2 separate regions of the Homo sapiens genome follow, and region 1 is linked to region 2. Evidence: chromatin contacts called from ENCODE Hi-C or POLR2A ChIA-PET data. All regions are on one chromosome and are shown on one strand. Each heading gives the region's core, a stretch centred on a gene start or an enhancer-like site at or near the end of the contact. The rest is flanking DNA. Distances are from core to core; before and after follow the strand shown.

The links. A loop is a pair of places that touch in the nucleus more often than their neighbours do. ChIA-PET counts read pairs that join two places held with the same protein, here RNA polymerase II (POLR2A). Pooled maps may share reads with other maps.
Region 1: a loop to region 2 is called in a pooled map, with 7 times the contacts of the local background. The contact joins two enhancer-like sites. A Hi-C loop is called at or near these places in 2 of 37 single-sample maps with no recorded cell type and 9 of 50 pooled maps. POLR2A ChIA-PET finds 5 or more read pairs at or near these places in 1 of 52 experiments (activated T-cell).

Annotation. Positions count from the first base shown.
Region 1 is chr12:109,975,640-109,981,756 of GRCh38, reverse strand. It overlaps GIT2 (GIT ArfGAP 2), which reads left to right. Exons shown (of 20, transcript NM_057169.5): 7 at 711-805. It overlaps LOC124903013 (a long non-coding RNA gene), which reads right to left. Exons shown (of 3, transcript XR_007063456.1): 2 at 578-852. Among named protein-coding and RNA genes, the nearest start is that of GIT2, 18 kb to the left of the region's middle. Within about 2 kb of position 2,581, at least 2 of the 41 ENCODE cell types and tissues checked have a DNase peak (open chromatin) inside an H3K27ac peak, as active enhancers do.
Region 2 is chr12:110,075,616-110,081,245 of GRCh38, reverse strand. No RefSeq gene overlaps it. Among named protein-coding and RNA genes, the nearest start is that of C12orf76, 30 kb to the right of the region's middle. RefSeq lists enhancers at 1,380-1,509, 1,650-1,729 and a cis regulatory region at 991-1,821. Within about 2 kb of position 1,370, at least 19 of the 41 ENCODE cell types and tissues checked have a DNase peak (open chromatin) inside an H3K27ac peak, as active enhancers do.

The DNA of each region.
Region 1 (6,117 bases), core at 1,332-3,831, 100 kb after region 2:
TGTACCTTGCATATAATAATCTCAATATAATTTGTATCCTTGTTGCTGAAAGGATTCTAAGCAGCCTAAGTATTTATTTCATGGATGTTGAAAGGTAAACTTAATATTTTCTGTTGTGCAAATTGAAGATAAGGAGGCAGAAGTAGCTGCAGGCGTGAGCTGTGCGTTAGGTTGGCGTGTCTCTCACTGATTTGAAGCCTTTGAAGTGGTTACTAGACTCTTATCCAGAGTCAGACTGGCTGCATCAGCATCACCTAGGGGAAGGACCTTCTTCAACATATTGGCCCCTGGCCCCATCCTGTCCCCATTGATTCAGAATTTCCAAGGGTGGGGCCTGCACATGGTATATTTCTAGAAATGCGCTAGTTAATTTTTGAGAACTTCTACCGTAAACCATTGATTAATTTCATTTTTTTACCTCATTAAATTAAGTCATTCTGTATCCTTCCCTCTCATAAGTCTTTGAATTTCTTATTAAATATTCTATTTTGGCCTTAATAAAGGAAAGGCGATAGTTCAGATGGTGAAAACAGTTTATAAAAGTGGGATGCAAAGTAGACTTCAGAAATCTACCTACCACAAGAAGGTTGATGATTCTCAAAAGTCTTGTGTGATAAACTGCTCAGGTGTCTCAGGAGACGTCTTTGTACTCCATTTTAAAGTCAGTGAATAGTGAGCAATATAAATGGTACTTTGTTTTCTCTTGGTAGGCAAGGAGGGCACCATGAGCTGGCAGAGCGCCTCGTGGAAATACAGTATGAGCTAACGGACAGACTAGCCTTCTATCTCTGTGGCAGGAAACCAGGTGAGTGGATGGAGAATGACCGTTTCACATCTCCAGTTGGGAAGGTTCTAGAAAAACAAGTTGGGACACTATTTGTTATTACCTCCTCTGCTGTAACATATCACTGAGAAAGCTATACATATGGCTTTTAATTTGAAAGGATAACTACAGAATTGTCAGTTACATGTAAAAGATATAAAGTTGGACAAAACTCCTTAGATTTTTCATTTTTAATAGCTCTAGAGAAATGACTATTTCAAGAATCAGACTGAATAATCAAAGCAAAATTGAATGGGTACCACAGTTCTTGAACATGGTGGGACTAGGAATGTAGGAGCAAAGCAATAACCTTTGTAGTTATTTGAAAAATTCTTCTTAAGGAATGGAAAAAAAGTCCAGAAGTAAACTTTGCCAAAGCCAACTTGGCTATTTGTGATAGGGAACAGGGGTCAGCAAACCATGGTTTGTAGCCCAAATCTAGCCAGTTACTTGTTTTATTAAACAAAGTTTTGTATCGTGCCACTGCACTTCAGCCTAGGTGACAGAGTCAGACTCTGTCTCAAAATAAATAAATAAAAATAAATAAATAAATAAATAAAGCTTCTGCCGGGTGCAACGGGTCATGTCTGTAATCCTAGCACTTTGGGAGGCCGAGGCAGAAAGACTGCTTGCACCTAGGAATTCGAAAGTAGCCTGGGCAAGAGGGGTGAGACTCCGTCTCCACAAAAAAGTTTTTTAAAAAATCAGCCAGGCATGGTGGTGTGCGCCTGTAGTCCCACGTACTTGGGAGACTGGGACTTGAGCCCAGGAATTCAGGGTGGCAGTGAGCTATGATTGTGCCACTGCACTCCAGCCTGGGTGCAGTGACAAAGCAAGACCCCCAACTCTCTAAAAAATAAATGAATAAAGTTTTATTGCAAGAAAGCCGCGCCCAATTATTTATACCTTGTGTATGGCTGCTTTCACATAACAACAGCAGAGTTGAATAGGTTAAGTCGTTGCAACAGGCCAGATGGCCACAAAGCCTAAAATATTTACTATTTGGCCCTTTAAAGAAAATATTGGCCAACCCCTGATGTACAACATTCACATACATGTATGCAGTGATTCTCCATCCTGGTTGTATGATAGAGTTAAGAGCCTCTGGTATAGTTTCAGTTCTGGGTGAGATGGAGTAAGCACACCCCACCGTGTCTCCTGCAAAATAGAACTAACAGACCTGGACCAAATGCTTGGAGTAGCTAGCTAAAGACTCTGAAAAGTAAATCCTGGTTGGTAGATTAGGGAACTCAAAAGTGTCATCAGCTGGTGGTGAGTGTCCTGTTTGTCTTACTTCTGATAGGACTTCAATGACAGCCTGAAACCTGGAGGTACATAATGAGTGCAAAAAAGCCTTTTTCTGCGGGGTGCGGTGGCTCACGCCTGTAATCCCAGCACTTTGGGAGGCTGAGGTGGGCGGATCATGAGGTCAGGAGATCCAGATCATCCTGGCCAACATGGTGAAACCCTGTCTCTACTAAAAATACAAAAAAATTAGCTGGGCATGGTGGCAGGCGCCTATAGTCCCAGCTACTCGGGAGGCTGAGGCAGAATTGCTTGAACCCAGGAGGCAGAGGTTGCAGTGAGCCAAGATTGCGCCACTGCACTCCAGCCTGGGTGACAGAATGAGACTCCATCTCAAAAAAAAAAAAAAAAAAAAAGCCTTTTTCTGGTTAAAGAGCAGGAAATGGGACTTCTACAGGACAGAGAGGAAGGGGATTCCCCTGGGGTTTTTTCCTCCTCCTCCTTCCTTTTTCTGATCTCTCCCATCCAGCCCCTAGGCAAGCCTGTGGCTGCAATAGCAGCAGCAGCAGTGGCAGCACAGGTTCCTAAATCTCTGAGCAAGGGGATGAGGGGGGATCCTGATTGCTTGTCTTTTTCTCTCTATTCTCTCACCATCTGCCCAGGAGGCAGAACCTCACCTGGTCAGTTGCCTGCTAAGACAAAAATATGAACATTTTTGCATAAAGTTTAAAGAAGGCCCAGAGTCTCATAACAAAACATTCACAGTGTCTAGGATATCATCCATAATGACTTGACATCTGAGTAATTCTCATGTACTTGCCAGGGAAGGCAGCCAACAGATGCCAACCCCAAGATGACACAAATGTTGGCGTTATCAGACAAAGATTTTAAAGCAGCTAGTAAGACCATGCTATAAGAAGTAAAAGCAAACATTCTTGAAACAAACAGGAATATAGAAAGTCCCATCAGAGAAATAGAAGATACAGAAGAGAACCAAATAGGAATATTAGAACTGAAAAATACAAACACTAAAAATTTAAAACTTACTGGATGGGCTTAATAGAAGAATAGAGATGACAAAGAAAGTCAATGAATTGAAAACAGATCACTAGAAATTATCTGGTTTAAGCAACAGAGAGGAAAAAAGAGTAGGAAGAAAAGACTGAACAGAGTCTCAGGGACCTGTGGGAAAATACTAAAATGTCTGACATTTATGTCGTTGGATTCCCAATAAGAGATGAGAAAGAGTGGTGTGTGCAGAAAACGTATTTGAAGAAATATTGGCCAAAAAAACCCTCTAAATTTGGGACAGGCTCAATGGCTCACACCTGTAATCCCAGCACTTTGGGAGGCTGAGGCGGGCAGATCATTTGAGGTTGGGAGTTTGAGACCAGCCTGGCCAACATGGTGAAACCCCATCTCTACTAAAGATACAAAAAGTAGCCGGGCATGTTGGTGCGCACCTGTAATCCCAGCTACTCAGGTAGCTGAGGCACAAGAATCACTTGAACCTGGGAGGTAGAGGTTGCAGTGAGTCCAGATTGAGCCACTGCACTCCAACCTGGGCAACAGAGCGAAACTCCGTCTCAAAAAAAAAAAAAAAAAAAAAAAACCTCTAAATTTGGTGAAAGACATAAACTTACAGATTCAAGAAACTTAGAAAATTCCAAAGAAGATAAACTCAAATCCACAGTTGAGACACATCAAAATCAAACTGTTGAAAACTAAAGTTGAAGAAAACATCTTGAAAGCAGCCAGGAAAAAGTGACACATAACATATATAGAAAAACAGTGATTTGAATGATTGTGGATTTCTTATCAGAAACCATAGAGATGAGAAGGAAATGAAATAATACTTTGTTTGTTTGAGATGGAGTATCTCTCTGTTGCCCAGGCTGGAGTGCAGTGGTGCAATCTTGGCTCACTGAAACCTCCGCCTCCCAGGTTCAAGCGATTCTCTTGCCTCAGCCTCCTGAGTAGCTGGGATTACACGTGCCTGCCACCATGCCCGGCTAATTTTTGCATATTTAGTAGAGATGGGGTTTCACCATGTTGGCCAGGTTGGTCTCGAACTCCCGACCTCGTGATCCGCCCACCTCGGCTTCCCAAAGGGCTGGGACTGCAGGCATGAGCCACCTCACCCAGCCAGAATAATACTTTTATTATTATTATTATTTTGAGACAGGGTCTCACTCCATCGCCTAGGCTGGAGTGCAGTGGCGTGATCTCGACTCACTGAAACCTCAACCTCTTGAGCTCAAGTGATCCTCCCACCTCAGCATCCACAGTAGCTGGGACTACAGGTGTGTGCCACTGTGCCCAGATAACTTTTGTATTTTTTGTAGAGATGGGGTTTCACCATGTTGCCCAGGCTGGTCTTGAATTCCTGAGCTCAAGTAATCCACCCACCTGGGCCTCCCGATTACAGGCATGAGCCACTGCTCCTTTTTTATTATTATTATTTTTTCTCATCTTCTTTGTGATGGTAGAAACAATACTTTTAAAGTGCTAAAAGAAAAGAGCTGTGAACCCAGAACTCTATATCCAATGAAAATAACTTTGGAATGAAGGCAAAATAAGGACATTCTAACAGGAAAAAAAAGAATTATTCTTTACTTTAACAGAAATGCTAGAGAAAGTTCTTTGGGTGGAAGGGAAATGATGCCAGAGGGAATCTTGGAACTTTAGGAATGAAAGAAAAACAACAGAAATGTTAAAGATGTGGCAGAGTAAGACCCTGTCTCAAGAAACAAACAAAAAGTTGAAATTGTCATACATATCTTAAAGCTGTAACATTGTCAGCCAGGTGCAGTAGCTCAAGCCTGTAATCCCAGCACTTTGGCAGGCCGAGGCAGGCGGATCACCTGACATCAGGAGTTTGAGACCAGCCTGACCAACATGGTGAAACCCTGTCTCTACTAAAACTACAAAAATTAACCGGGCATGGTGGTACATGCCTGTAAACCCAGCTACTCAGGAGGCTGAGGCAGGAGAACCACTTGAACCTAGGAGGCAAAGGTTACAGTGAGCCGAGATCGTGCCACTGCACTCCTGCCTGGGCGACAGGGAGACTCCATCTCAAAAAAAAAAAAAAAGAAAAGAAAACGCCAGGCGCGGTGGCTCACGCCCGTAATCCCAGCACTTTGGGAGGCCGAGGTGGGCAGATCACGAGGTCAGGAGATCAAAACCATCCTGGCTAACACGATGAAACCCCGTCTCTACTACAAATACAAAAAATTAGCCGGGCGTGGTGGTGGGCGCCTGTAGTCCCAGCTACTCGGGAGGCTGAGGCAGGAGGATGGCGTGAACCCGGGAGGCGGAGCTTGTAGTGAGCTGAGATTGCACCACTGCACTCCAACCTGGGCGACAGAGTGAGACTCCGTCTCAAAAAAAAAAAAAAAAAAATTATCTAGTAGGGTTTTCAGCATATATCAGTGTAATATATTTGACAACTATAATATAAAAGGGGATAGGGTAAAAAATATAATGGTAAGATTTCTACCTTCTACTGGAAATGTAAAATAGGATTTCTAAGTAGACTGTGAAAAGTTGTGTGTGTGTGTGTTTGTGTGTGTGTGTGTGTATAGTAATTTCTACCATAACCACTGAAAGAAGACTACAAGCCAGGCACGGTGTAGTGCCTGTAATCCCAGCACTTTGGGAGGCTGAGGTGGGCAGATCATGAGGTCAAGAGATTGAGACCATCCTGGCCAACATGGTGAAACCCTGTCTCTTCTAAAAATACAAAAATTAGCTAGGCATGGTGGTACGTGCCTGTAGTCCTAGCTACTTGGGAGGGTGAGGCAGGAGAATTGCTTGAACCCGGGAGGCAGAGGTTGCAGTGAGCCGAGATCATGCCACTGCACTCCAGCCTGGGTGATAGAGTGAGACTCCATCTAAAAAAAAAAAAAAAAAAAGACTACAAAGATATGTGATCAAAAATGCTAGAGGTAAATGAAAATGGAGTATTAAAAATTACTCAAATCATCAAAAGATATTTTGATTCAAAATATTCAAAAGAGGAGGGGGAGAACAAAAAACTAAGGACC
Region 2 (5,630 bases), core at 121-2,620:
GCTGATTTATTTTTATATCTTGTAGAGACAGGGCCTCCCTCTGTTGCCCAGGATGATCTTGAACTCCTGGGCTCAAGCAATCCTGCTGCTTTGGCTGCCCAAAGTGCTGGGATTACAGGTGTGAGCCACCACACCCGGGTTCCACCTATCTTCGTGTTTAATACTTGACTCCATTCTGTTCCAGTAATTTATCTGTCAGGTCCCTTACTAGAGCGGCTTTAATTTCACAGCTTTACCATCGCTCTTAATATCTCCTTGGCCACCGGCTTACTTGTGAAGTGTTCATCCCGTGGCCTCTGGATACTCACTGTCTCCTGGTCTTCCTCTCCTCCCTAGTGCCTCAGCTTAGTCTCCTTGATGTTGGTGTCCTTTAAGGAGCTGTCTTCAGTCCCCCTCCATGTCACTGTACCCTTTCCCTGGGCAGGACCCTGTCTCCACTCTTGCCCTTTCTGCCCATTTTCCAGGGTGCAGCCAGAGTGCTCTGAGTTGCAAATGAGATCATGCCACACCCTTGTTTATAAACCCACTTATTGCTCTCAGGGAAAATTCCAGACAGACTCCTTAACACCAGCACATAACGGCTGGACGAGGTTCAGGTGAATGTAGTTTGTTGGGAGGTGACCCAGGAAGAGGCATGGGGAAGGGAGGCAGGGAAGGGAAGGCAATCGACACAGGAAGCACTAAAGAGCAGGTCACGACCAGGCATGGTGGCTCACGCCTGTAATTCCAGCACTTTGGGAGGCTGAGGTGGTTGGATCACTTGAGGTCAGGAGTTCGTGACCAGCCTGGCCAACATAGTGAAACCTTGTCTCTACTAAAAATACAAAAATTAGCCGGGCGTGGTGGAGGGCGCCTGTAATCCCCACCTACTCGGGGAGGCTGAGGCAGAAGAATCGTTTGAACCCGAGAGGGGAAGGTTGCAGTGAGCCGATGTGGCGCCGCTGCACTGCAACCGGGGCAACAGAGCGAGACTCCATCTCGGGGGTGGGAGCGGAGGGGGGTGGAATTAAAAAAGGAAGGGCAGGTCATCGCTGTGGGCATCTGGGCTCTGTCCCACTAGGGTCCCCTGGAGACTGCCTAGACCTGCCTCAGTGCTGTCCCACCTGAGGGAATTGGGGTATTTAATCAGCAGTCCCCTAGCCTCTATTCTCTGAGAGCTCTCTCTCTTCTTTCTCTCTCTCTCTCTCTCGCTCCTTCCTTTTCTTCTTCCTCCTTTCTCCCTGTCTTCTCCCTTCATGGACGTCAGCGCTTGACGCCATGTTTGTTTGTGGCCCCGCCCACAGCCATAGCTGATTGGACTAGGGATAAATAACTAGGCCAATCATTCCCCTTGAATTCCGGAACTGGATAGTGGATCTGGGCTTGCACTCGAACTGTGGACACCTAACCTTGAAGGCAGTGTTGGACCACGTGCCCTGGGAGAAACAGAGGAATCCATTGTTTACAGAGACTCACAATGGGCGCACAGAGAGACAAACAGAGGCGGGCCCACGCAGTTTCAAACTGAAAGAGCAACTTCAGCTCAGGACAGTTTAGTTTCTGATTCTATTAATAGGTTCTCATGAGGTTGGGCCACATTTCCTGCACTTGAGCTCTGTGAGATAAGTGTTTCCTCAGAAAAACCTCCCTTTTCTGCTGAAGAATGTCACCTGATTTTCTGTAAATTGTAAACACATACACACACATGACTAAGAAATCCACCATTCAATCCCCAATCCCCATTTCTTCACACGTGGCTTCCTACTTCACAAAGAAACAGAGACCACCATTCTCAACATCCCACTTAGTCTATCAAAATCTTTGAATGGCTCAAATGGTTCCATCTTCTCTACATCCTTGCAACACACACACATTTTCCCATGACTCCATTAAAGACCATTCTTACCTCTCTTTCTTTATTTTTTTAGACGGAGTCTCGCTCTGTCACCCAGGCTGGAGTGCAGTGGCGCGATCTCGGCTCAGTGCAACTTTCACCTCCTAGGTTCAAGTGATTCTTCTATCACCCTTCCGAGTAGCTGGGGTTACAGGCGGGCGCCATCACACCCAGCTAATTTTTGTATTTTTAGTAGAGACAGGTTTTGCCATGTTGGCCAGGCTGTTCTTGAACTCCTGATCTCAGGTGATCCACTCGCCTCGGCCTCCCAAAGTGCTGGGATTACAGGCATGAGCCACAGCACCCGGCCTCTTACCTCTTTTTCCTCCTAGCCAAGACTATAGAAGAAATAGTCCATGCCTGTCTCCACTCTCTCCTCTCATTAGTCCTTACTTGCACTGTTTTGTGGGAAAGCGTTTCATTTTGAAGATGTGACTTGAAGTGTCTGTGGGTTATATAGGTTCATAGATTCATAGACTATGCACAGAATTCAGATATGGTCTGGAGATACAGATTTAGCGTTCAGTGATTTAAAAAGTAATGAACGCAGGCCGGGTGCAGTGGCTTACCTGAGGTCGGGAGTTTGAGACCAGCCTGACCAACATGGAGAAACCCTGTCTCTACTAAAAATACAAAAAATTAGCCGGGCATGGTGGCGCATGCCTGTAATCCCAACTACTCGGGAGTCTGAGGCAGGAGAATCGCTTGAACCCGGGAGGCAGAGGTTGCGGTGAGCCTAGATCGCGCCATGGCACTCCAGCCTGGGCAACAAGAGTGAAACTGTCTCAAAAAAAAAAAAAGTAATGAACGCATATGGTAGAAAAAATTCAGATACAAGCAGGGTGATAAATAAATCGTCAAACACCGACTAATTCCCCCAGCCTCAGCTCGCTTCCCAGAGACCACCTTGTATAGCCTTCCAGATGTGCTAGCTTCATGGGCATGGGACCTGTGCAGTCATATAGGGACCCACACTTAGAAGGAATCTGAATTTGTTTAATGCTTTGCTGTCACCATTTTGAAATGTTTAACTTTTAAATAACGGACTTCACATTTTCATTTTGCACTGGGCCTTGCAAATTATATAGTAGATCCTGTTTCCAGTTATATTCCATGCATAATTAAACATATAATATACATATATACCCCCTCCTCCCACCTGCTTCGCATTTAGCATTTGATTATTCTTAAAACAATGTGTGTGGATGAAATTTCCCAGGGAGAAGATGCAATAGTCATTAGCGCTGTTCACCAAATATTTCTGCTTCTGCAGTTTCTGGATACATGGGGGATATATGCGGGAACTGCATTTCCTGGTTCCCTAGTGGTTGGGTAGGACTAAGTGATTAGTTTTGACCAATGAGTAATGAGTAGAAGTGAGTGCATTTCTAGGTCAGAGCTTTTTTTTTTTTTTTTTTTTTTTGGTAACTTTATATTCTTTCCATCACGAGGTCAGAACATTTAATTGCTACTGTGAGACTCTCCATAGTTCTCATTAAAGAGTTCAAGACAGTGGCTGTTCCGTTAGCCTTGATCTCTGAGTGACTACAGAGAGTAGAGCCTTCTGGGAGATCCATGATGGACATGTAGTGTGGGTGAGAATTAAATCATCACTGTTATAAGCCATGAGACTCTGAGAGAGCTTTCTTATTTGAGCATAACCTGTCCTATCCAGATAGGAACATAAAAAGTGCTGAGAGACAATTTGTTGGAACTGAAATTTACAGGGAGAAGAGAGCCAGAGAAAGTTAAGACAAAGGTCGGACGCAGTGGCTCATGCCTGTAATCCCAGTACTTTGGGAGGCTGAGGCAGGAGGATCACTTGAGGCCAGGAGTTTGAGACCAGCCTGGGTAACATAGCAATACCCTATCTCTACAAAATTAAAAAAAAATGGCCAGGCTTGGTGGCATGTGCCTGTGGTCCCAGCTATTCAGGAGGCTGTGGCAGAAGGATCGCTGGAGCCCAGAAGTTTGAGGCGGCAGTGAACTATGATCATGCCACTGCGCTCCAGCCTGGGTGACAGAGCAAGACCCAGTCTCTAAAATAAATAAATTAAATTATTTTTAAAAAAGAAAGATAAGATAAAGAGTCATAGAGGTACAAATGAGAAACCAGGAGAACATGGGACCCAGGAGAGTCATGGAAACCAAGGGAAAAAACTGCTCCAAGAAGCAGAAAGTGGTCAGTGGTGTTGAATGCATCCAAGAGATAAAGTAAAATAAGGACTAAAATATATCAACAAAGTCTGGCTACTGAGAAGTCTTTGGTAACCTCATTGAGAACAGAATCCATGGAGTGGTGGAGGTGGCAATGGTGAAATAGAGGACAAGGGCTGAAGGAGTAGAGAGGGGAGAGCGTGAGGGATCAGTGCAAGAGCTCAGCAGAAAAACAAATAGGCCAGGCGCAGTGGCTCACACCTGTAATCCCAGCACTTTGGTAGGCCGAGGTGGGCGGATCGTTTGAGGCCAGGAGTTTGAGACCAGCCTGGCCAACATGGTGAAACATTGTCTCTACTAAAAACACAAAAATTATCCGGGCATGCTGGTGTGTGCCTGTAATCTCAGCTGCTTGGGAGGCTGGGGTAGGAGAATCTCTTGAACCCAGGAGGCAGAGATGGCAGTAAGCTGAGATCATGCCACTGCACTCCAGCCTGGGCGACAGAATGAGACTCCGTCACAAACAAACAAGCAAAAGAAAGACAAGAAAATAGATGTCTTAGAGTGGTAGCAAGAGCAACACTGAAGTGATTTGCCTATTCTGGACATTTCCTATAAATAGAGTCATAAAAGAAGTATCCTGGTCAGGCATGGTGGCTCACGCCTGTAATTCCAGCACTTTGGGAGGCCGAGGAGGGCAGATCACGAGGTCAAGAGATTGAGACCATCCTGGCCAACATGGTGAAGCCCCGTTTCTACTAAAAATACAGAAATTAGCTGGGTGTGGAGATGCACGCCTGTAGTCCTAGCTACTCAGGAGGCTGAGGGAGGAGAATCACTTGAACCCGGGAGGTGGAGGTTGCAGTGAGCTGAGATTGCGCCACTACACTCCAGCCTGGCGACAGAGTGAGACTCCATCTCAAAAAAAAAAAAAAAAAAAAAGGTGTCCTTTTGCATTTGGCTTATTTCACTTAGTGTAATGTTTTAAAGGCTCATCCATGTTGAAGCATGGGTCAGTGCTTCATTACTTTTTAAGGATGAATAATATTCCCTTTTATGGACAGACACCCTTTTGTGGATTCATTTGTCAGTGGATGGACATTTGACTTGTCTGCCTGTCCGCTGCTATATCCACTATTCCTGGTGCTCTTGGGAATGAATGAATGAATAAGTGAATGAATAAAATGAACAGAGCTGTCCAAGGTCACAGAGCAGGTAAGATGTGAAACCAGGATTGGAAGTCAGGCCATTAGTTCCCTACAGCCAATGTTCTTTTTTTTTTTTTTTTTTTTTTTTTTAGAGGGAGTTTTGCTGTTGCCCTGGCTGGAGTGCAGTGGCATGATGTCGGCTCACTGCAACCTCTGCCTCCTGGGTTCAAGCAACTCTCTTCCCTCAGCCTCCCAAGTAGCTGGGATTACAGGTGCCTGACACCATCTCTGGCTAATTTTTGTATTTTCAGTAGAGATGGGGTTTCGCCATGTTGGCCAGGCTGGTCTGGAACTCCTGACCTCAAGTGATCTGCTCATCTTGGCCTCCCAATGTGCTGGGATTACAGGTGTGAGCCACCCTGCACCGCCAGGCCGATGTTCTAAGCATCAGG